Regions from separate parts of the Homo sapiens genome. Here regions 1 and 2 are each linked to region 3. Evidence: chromatin contacts called from ENCODE Hi-C or POLR2A ChIA-PET data. All regions are on one chromosome and are shown on one strand. Each heading gives the region's core, a stretch centred on a gene start or an enhancer-like site at or near the end of the contact. The rest is flanking DNA. Distances are from core to core; before and after follow the strand shown.

Region 1 (2,700 bases), core at 193-2,692, 1.7 Mb before region 3:
AGACTGAATTCTTCATCTGATTATTTTAGGAAAAGACTAGCCTCATTCATAAGCTACGTCTAAACCTAAAAGGGGAAATACGTTTCTAACCAGAACTTTAAAAAAAAAAAAAAAAAAGAGTAAAAAATTGATGAAAGAACGCTGCTGCCACGTCTTTGCCCCTCCCCCCTTCACGTAGTGGCTATTTCATCCCCTCCGAGTGCATTCCAAGCGAAAGTCCGAGAACCACTGCTCTCGGAGAAACCAGAAACAGTTAAGTGGAAATTGGCAAGTCTCTTTGGCCTTTTAGATCAATTCCTAAAAGAGGATCTAGCTGCTTCTTCAACCCTTTCTTAAAGAAAACAGTGCAAAATTCCAAGAGTCTTCACTCTATCCGGAACGCGTAAGATGTTAGTGTCTAAACATTGAATTTGTATGTAACAGAGTCGATTATTTAGGAGAAAGAGTCTCACAGTTATCATACCATCCTTCCTCCCCATTGAAACATACATCCGGGGGCCAGCCATGTAATCCAACTCAAAATCCTCACACAACCATGGAATTTGTTGGACTGATGTGGACTTTTAAAAGCTGCAAATTCTCGGCAGAGAGAGACAGAGAGACAGAGATTGAGAGAAGAGCTCTTGTCTCTTTTTAAAAAAAGTTATGGGGAAGAAGAGGGAAGGAAGCTTCCCTGACGACGAGGTGACCTGAGAGCCTACTTCCTCGGCGCTACGAGCAGAAAGCTCGGCGCCCCGGGCTACGTCTGGCAGCTAATGCTGCACCGCTGCGCGCAACAGATGAGTTCAGCCGGAACTTTCTGGGGAGGTCCCCCCAGCTCCCGGCGACTTTCGATAGGGCAAAAATGCCTGGCGCGCTGCGGATCCAGCTCCAAGCCTTAAAATCCGCTCTCCACCGCCACATGCGAACCATCTGCGGCTGTGGCGGCCAAAAGCCCACGCCCCGCGCTTGCGTTCCCCTTAGCCTCGTTAGGGAGGACCAGGTGCAGGGGAACTTGGAAAAAAAAAAAAGCAACAGAGTGATTCCTCCCCGGGAAGGAAAATTCAAGAAAGTCCTGGTCCCTAGGGCGGGGACTGAGGCTGCAGCAGCCCCAGCGGTCCGAGGCGCACTAGGGACAGAGGTGGGAAGGGGGGCACGAAGGAGCGCGGGCGCCGGGAGTCGCGTGGCGCAGGGAGAGGGGCCGAGTCTCCCGAGGGGAAGGAACCGAGGCTGCTGTGGTAACCTGGGGAACCCCCGCCCCAGAAGTACCACCACAGCGGGAAGGAATGGATCGCCGCAGCCGTCCGAGAAGGTCCACGGCTGCCCAGTGGCCTCAGTCTCCGGGATCGAGGGAGCGTCTCACCTGGAAAGTGGGACGAGAGGGCGGCGCGCTCTTCAGCCCCCAGTCGCCTCCACTCGGAGCGGCTACTTCCTACCCTCAGCCCGCTGGCGGCGCGACTGGGCAGCAGAGGGAGCCCGTTAGCCCTTTTATAACCTCTAGGCCGCGATGGCAGCGCCAGGGAGGAGGCGACTGCAGCCCTCGCTACGTGAGCTCGATCACACCAGCGCCCCGGCGACTGCGCAGGCGCCAAGCCCGTGCCTCCCTGCTGCCCCCACCCGTGGCCGGCCCGTGGAGTCTGAGGCCGAGAGGAGTGGCTGGGACCGGCCGCCGTGGTGTGGGTAAGCGGGAGTGGGATGTAACGCGCCTGCGCAGGGTTCTCGCCCCGCCACCGTTACCGTGGTTACCACGGGGTTTCCCCCGCTCCTGTTCAGTTTGCCTCCTTGATTTCAGGGTCCGCGTCAGGCCTAAGCGACGAGGCCGCCGGCAATAAAGTATCTTAAAAATGAGAAGAGGAACGTGGGAGTGTAGAAAATAAAGCAGAATTTTTCTAGGGTGGAAAATAATAGAGATTCAGTCTTGGTATCTCAGCTGTCTTGTTCCTCTCACATCTCAGCACTCATTTTATACTAATCGTGCTCTATCTCCTACCTTTATACCTTATCAGTAGATAATAGACTAAGAGCTCCAGGGTCAGGTTATCTCAATTCAAATCCTGCCTCAATCCTGTGTGTAACACTAGGCATTAACAACCTCTCCGTATCCGTTTACTCATCTGTAAAATAGAAATGACGGTACTACCCATCTTGTAAGATTCTTGTGAGAATAAAATGAGATAATGTATGTAAAGCACTTAACACATGCCTCACACACAGAAATGACTTAGTAAATATTAGATTCTCCAGTAACATTAATTTATATAAGGCACCCAATGTTGCGTTTGATCTTAGTCTAACATTTGCCTTAGTTATAAAGTAACCCCAAACCAAGGGTTTCTTTATATCTCCCTGTACTATGAGGGAGAATACAATGAAGAAGATAATTTTTTCCTTGTCAGTTAAAGAGAAAAATGAGTTGCTAAGACTTGTTATTCATTAAGAATTGTGGTTTCTAAAGTTTTCCATGTATGCTAAAAAGTATAGCAATAATTAACATTTGACTTACGCAGGAGGTGAGTGATTATATAGCTACAGAAAGAGAGAGAGGGTACTCTGGGAGCACTAGGCAACTAAAAAGTAGATATAATGATGTCTAAATCAATGGTTCTGAAAGCGTAGTCAGGGAATCCATAAGGTCAAAATTATTTTCATACTAAGACTTTATTTTCATACTAAGACTTACTGCCTTTTTCACTCTAATAACAATACAGTGAGGTCTTCCAG
Region 2 (2,700 bases), core at 99-2,598, 1.1 Mb before region 3:
CTTATGAACCCTGAATTCTGGCCGTAGCTTACCGTGGTGAAACAGGAAGACAAGATGGAGATGCTGTTCAAGCACTTCCTGGTGGAAGACAAGAGTCTGAGTGGGGGAGCATCTTATGTGGACTTTCTCTGTCATATGCACAAGGAGATTCGGCAGCTACTGAGCTAAAGCAAGTGGGTAAATGGCATAGGGCCCAGGCTAGCTTCCAGAAAGCACCCCAGGATGTCAGAGAAATTGGGACAGTAACATATCTTATGTAAGCTGACCTCAGTCTCTCTGGGGGGAGGGGGAGATATAAGGAGACACCTTCTTTCTGGGCTCAAGTATCCTGCCACTCTGTCATGTCCTGCTGATGGAAGGTGCCCCTGTTCCCTCATTCTACCCTCTTTTTCCTGCTAATCCTGTCATAATGAATGTAGCTTCTCAGTTCACTGTATATGATTCGGTATTGGGGGTTTGGAGGCACCCAGACCCTGGCAATATTATGTGTCCCTTTGGACCAGTCTCCCAAGAGGAGAGGGGCAGGCAGGAAAGAGTGGGGATCCTAAGGTTACTACAGGGGGCTCAGTGTCATCCACAACTTCCTATATTAGGGATAAAACATATAGGTGCACAAGAGCTGGGGTATAGCCCATAGGTGGTGGAGAGAAAAGTGGTCAGTCCTTCTTGGGCCTGGAGGTTAGCAGTCAAGTTTCTCTGCTTTCACTGCTCGCTCGCTCTCTCCTGCAATGATTGATGATCACTCCGTGGATAGAGAGGCACACTGTCAGAGGTGACCGGAGAACTGAGTTGCAAAATATATTAAGATCTGGTAGAGGTACCAGCTTCCTTTCCAGCTGGAGAGGCCCCAACACTGGATGGTTCTGTAGGGAGCCTAGGGAGCCTGGTCATCAACTTGCAATACCTCACAGAGCCAGTTCACATCCCACTCTGAGCTCCCACGAGAAACACTGCTTCTCCAGGCCCGGGGTTGTTGGGGAGAGAGGCAGAGGCAGCTGGAGCGCCGTTCTCTCCTGCTGGGACACCGCTTGGGCTTTGGTATTGACTGAGTGGCTGACAGTTATCTTCCAACCCCAACTGGCTTGGGGGCAGGACAAGGGCTAGGCTTGATGGTGGCCAGGCTTGCCTGCTCCCCACCTGGGATGCCCCTGCTCTGGACCTCTCATTTCTCTTCATTGGTTTATTTTTCAATGCATCTTTAATTTGTAAAGAAATAAAATAAATTAAGATGTAACCATTAGCCTCATCTTTACTCCCGAAAGCTCACTTTGCTTTTAGTCCTGGCCGTCGGCTGAGCGAGCTGCGCATGCGCCACGTGCCCCCGTGGCGTAGGGCCTCGTCCGGTCACGACTATCCGCTGGGCGGGGTCGGTGCTGGCCGAGGGGGCGCCGGCTGCCGGAGTGGACATGGCGGCCGGCCCCATTAGGGTGGTGTTGGTCCTTCTAGGGGTGCTCAGTGTCTGTGCAGCCAGCGGCCATGGGTCCGTAGCGGAGAGGGAGGCCGGCGGGGAGGCGGAGTGGGCGGAACCGTGGGATGGCGCGGTTTTCCGGCCGCCCTCGGCGCTGGGCGCAGTGGGGGTGACGCGCAGCTCTGGGACGCCGCGGCCAGGGAGGGAGGAGGCGGGGGACTTGCCGGTACTGCTGTGGTGGAGCCCAGGGCTATTCCCCCACTTCCCGGGAGACTCGGAGCGCATCGAGTGTGCGCGCGGCGCGTGCGTGGCGTCCCGGAACCGCCGAGCGCTGAGGGACTCGCGGACGCGCGCGCTGCTCTTCTACGGCACAGACTTCCGCGCGTCGGCCGCCCCGCTGCCGCGCCTGGCGCACCAGAGCTGGGCGCTCCTCCACGAGGAGTCGCCCCTCAACAACTTCTTGCTGAGCCACGGCCCGGGCATCCGCCTCTTCAATCTTACCTCCACCTTCAGTCGCCACTCGGATTACCCGCTGTCGCTGCAGTGGCTGCCCGGGACCGCCTATCTGCGCCGCCCGGTGCCTCCGCCCATGGAACGCGCGGAGTGGCGCCGCCGCGGCTACGCGCCGCTGCTCTATCTGCAGTCACACTGCGACGTGCCAGCGGACCGGGACCGCTACGTGCGCGAGCTCATGCGCCACATCCCGGTGAGTGAGGGCGGGCCGGAGGGAAGGAAAAGGAGAGGGCGGGTTGAGGCCAGGACTCCAGGTGTCCAGGACTCCAGGTGTCCAGGACTCCAGGTGTCCAGGCCTCCAGGGCCGCACCCTCATGACAGCCTTACTGTACCCGGTCTAGGTAGACTCCTACGGGAAATGCCTGCAGAATCGGGAGCTGCCTACCGCGCGGCTACAGGACACAGCCACGGCCACCACCGAGGATCCAGAGCTCTTGGCTTTCTTGTCCCGCTATAAGTTCCACTTGGCCCTGGAAAATGCCATCTGTAACGACTACATGACAGAAAAACTGTGGCGTCCCATGCACCTGGGCGCTGTGCCCGTGTACCGCGGTTCTCCCTCTGTGAGGGACTGGATGCCGAACAATCACTCCGTCATCCTGATTGATGATTTTGAGTCTCCTCAGAAGCTGGCAGAGTTTATTGACTTTCTGGACAAGAATGATGAGGAGTATATGAAATACCTGGCATACAAGCAACCTGGGGGCATCACCAACCAATTTCTTCTGGATAGTCTGAAGCATCGGGAGTGGGGAGTGAATGATCCTTTGCTGCCTAAC
Region 3 (2,700 bases), core at 148-2,647:
GGGAGTGGGGACGCGTTGGCGAGGACCGCACCTCAGTCCCAGCCCTGGCGGGCACACTCCCCGCCCCAAACGGCCCAGGCGTCCCCATCCTCCCGCGGACACCAGCGTCTCCGCCCTCCCCCGAGGGCGGCGAGAGGAGCCCCCCGGGGCGGAGGCAGGTACCCCCGGGGCGGAGACTGGGGCGGGCGGGGTCCGGGCTGCGCCCCCGGCCAGGCCGGGCGGGCTGGCGGGCGGCGCGGGGGGAGCGGGGCTGGGCGGCGCTGCCTCGGGCTCTGTGCGCTGCAGCCCGGAGCCGAGGAGGAGGAGGCGGAGGAGGAGAAGGAGGCGGCGGCGGTGGGTCCCGGGCGGGGGGAGCGCGGCGCTGCGGACCCGGGCGGCTGGCAAAGGACGAGGCGGAGGCTGAGGAAGGCAGCGGGGAGACCCAGGCTGCAGCAACAAAGGGCAGCGAGCGATTGGCCGGGCTGCAGGCGAGGTTAGCCGGGGACCCGGGTGGCCGGAGGCAGCGGCGAGCGGTGCACGTGCTTGCAGACACGGGCGAGTGTGGAGCCGGGGGGTGCACGCCCGGTGGGTAGGGGCTTGCTCCCCCGAGGCATGGGATGGCGAGGAGGCTGCAGCGACATCGTTCTGCCTGCACCCGGCCTGGGGCTGGCAGGGTAGGGGTGTGTTGGGGGGGGAAGGATGCGAGCCAGGGGGCGGGCGAGTAGTCGCCCGGGACGGGACGGGACGGGAGAGAGGGTGGAGGAGGGGGCGGGATGGAACGCTCCGGGCGGCGCGCCCGTCCGCACACTCCACCGAAGGAGCTGGCGACTGAGAACCTCGAATTTTAACTTCGCGTGCCCGCCCGCGCGCGCCCGCCCGCGCCCACCCCTAAATCCTGCGGCCGCCGCCAGCGATCAGCTCTCACACAAACTTTAGCTGCGGGCTAGGGGGTTTGGGGTTGAGTGGGGGAGGGGAGAGGGAAAAGGCCTCCTGATTGGCGTCGTCTGCAGCCAATAAGGCTACGCTCCTCTGCTGCGAGTAGACCCAATCCTTTCCTAGAGGTGGAGGGGGCGGGTAGGTGGAAGTAGAGGTGGCGCGGTATCTAGGAGAGAGAAAAAGGGCTGGACCAATAGGTGCCCGGAAGAGGCGGACCCAGCGGTCTGTTGATTGGTATTGGCAGTGGACCCTCCCCCGGGGTGGTGCCGGAGGGGGGGATGATGGGTCGAGGGGTGTGTTTATGTGGAAGCGAGATGACCGGCAGGAACCTGCCCCAATGGGCTGCAGAGTGGTTAGTGAGTGGGTGACAGACAGACCCGTAGGCCAACGGGTGGCCTTAAGTGTCTTTGGTCTCCTCCAATGGAGCAGCGGCGGGGCGGGACCGCGACTCGGGTTTAATGAGACTCCATTGGGCTGTAATCAGTGTCATGTCGGATTCATGTCAACGACAACAACAGGGGGACACAAAATGGCGGCGGCTTAGCTCCTACCCCTGGCGGCGGCGGCAGCGGTGGCGGAGGCGACGGCACCTCCTCCAGGCGGCAGCCGCAGTTTCTCAGGCAGCGGCAGCGCCCCCGGCAGGCGCGGTGGCGGTGGCGCGCAGCCAGGTCTGTCACCCACCCCGCGCGTTCCCAGGGGGAGGAGACTGGGCGGGAGGGGGGAACAGACGGGGGGGGATTCAGGGGCTTGCGACGCCCCTCCCACAGGCCTCTGCGCGAGGGTCACCGCGGGGCCGCTCGGGGTCAGGCTGCCCCTGAGCGTGACGGTAGGGGGCGGGGGAAAGGGGAGGAGGGACAGGCCCCGCCCCTCGGCAGGGCTCTAGGGCAAGGGGGCGGGGCTCGAGGGCGGAGGGGGGCGGGGCGGGATCGGGTGGGGGCGGGGTTCGGGGAGTCGGAAGGCGGGGGCTGAGAGGGAATTTCTGAGTGGGAGTGAACTGGTAGGAGCGGTGGGGGGCCGGCGAGGGTGTGAGGAAGACTAGTGAGGGTTGGGTGGGAGGAGAAGCTGAAGGTGTAGAAGCAGGTGCAGAGGGAGAGTTAGGGAGGGATGCAATTTGAGAGAAGTGGAAGGCGGACCGAGGGGTGTGTGAGGGCAGGTGAGATGATACCGAAGGCGAGATTGCAGTTGTCTGGGCGCAGAGTAGGTGGGTTTGGGTGTGGTGGATGTGGAGTAGAGTTGAAGCGGTGCAGAGTGTTGGGTTTGGGGAGGCGTTGAGGGGTTTGGGGAGGCATTGAGGCGCATGTGAGGAGCAGGTACGATTGCAGTGATGGGAAAGAGGTATCTGGGTGGATCGCATGTTGGAATAAGAAGGAGGTTTGCTAGCTTTGGGGTATGAAGTATTTTTTAAAAACGTGGAAGGATGGGATGGTTGTGCTTGGGAGAGTTTCTGAAAGATGATGCTAAGACAGCAGAGCAAACTTAAATATGAAGGAAGGGGAGAGAGGCTGCTTAGAACTTGCAAAATCTGTGGCAGAAAATCTCCTGGGGACAAGGGATTGGTAGGGGTGGGACAAGGCGGCAGGTGTGAAGAAAGTGGGTGGAGCTGTACAGTAATTTTCGGTGAATGTGATTTGGTGGACTGTGCCAGGGGTGAGGATGGGGCAGAGAAAGGTGTTAGTTTGGGAGACAAGTTGTTTGATAGGCTGTATTTATTATTTTTTATAAAAATGAGAAAAGGGTCTCACTATGTTGCCCAGGCTGGTCTCGAACTCCTGGCCTCAAGTGATC

What was found. A loop is a pair of places that touch in the nucleus more often than their neighbours do. ChIA-PET counts read pairs that join two places held with the same protein, here RNA polymerase II (POLR2A). Pooled maps may share reads with other maps.
Region 1: a map of B cell shows a loop between it and region 3 (15-fold over the local background). The contact joins the promoter of P4HA1 here to the promoter of KAT6B in region 3. A Hi-C loop is called at or near these places in 1 of 168 maps with a recorded cell type or tissue (B cell), 1 of 37 single-sample maps with no recorded cell type and 12 of 50 pooled maps. POLR2A ChIA-PET finds 5 or more read pairs at or near these places in 1 of 52 experiments (GM10248).
Region 2: a loop to region 3 is called in a map of heart left ventricle, with 8 times the contacts of the local background. The contact joins the promoter of POFUT4 here to the promoter of KAT6B in region 3. A Hi-C loop is called at or near these places in 2 of 168 maps with a recorded cell type or tissue (CD4-positive, alpha-beta memory T cell and heart left ventricle), 2 of 37 single-sample maps with no recorded cell type and 12 of 50 pooled maps.

Annotation. Positions count from the first base shown.
Region 1 is chr10:73,095,424-73,098,123 of GRCh38, forward strand. P4HA1 (prolyl 4-hydroxylase subunit alpha 1) reads right to left here and starts at 1,443. Exons shown (of 15, transcript NM_001017962.3): 1 at 1,343-1,443. RefSeq lists enhancers at 824-1,579, 1,824-1,893 and a silencer at 1,464-1,793.
Region 2 is chr10:73,770,928-73,773,627 of GRCh38, forward strand. POFUT4 (protein O-fucosyltransferase 4) reads left to right here and starts at 1,349. Exons shown (of 3, transcript NM_173540.3): 1 at 1,349-2,114; 2 at 2,263-2,700. The coding sequence starts at 1,407. SEC24C (SEC24 homolog C, COPII component) reads left to right here. Exons shown (of 23, transcript NM_198597.3): 23 at 28-1,234. The coding sequence ends at 168. RefSeq lists enhancers at 1,071-1,250, 1,841-1,950, 2,236-2,700, 2,611-2,660 and a silencer at 1,581-1,630.
Region 3 is chr10:74,825,203-74,827,902 of GRCh38, forward strand. It overlaps KAT6B (lysine acetyltransferase 6B), which reads left to right and starts at 1,398. Exons shown (of 18, transcript NM_012330.4): 1 at 1,398-1,583. RefSeq lists enhancers at 1-476, 477-1,248 and silencers at 84-253, 364-463, 574-773, 1,464-1,863.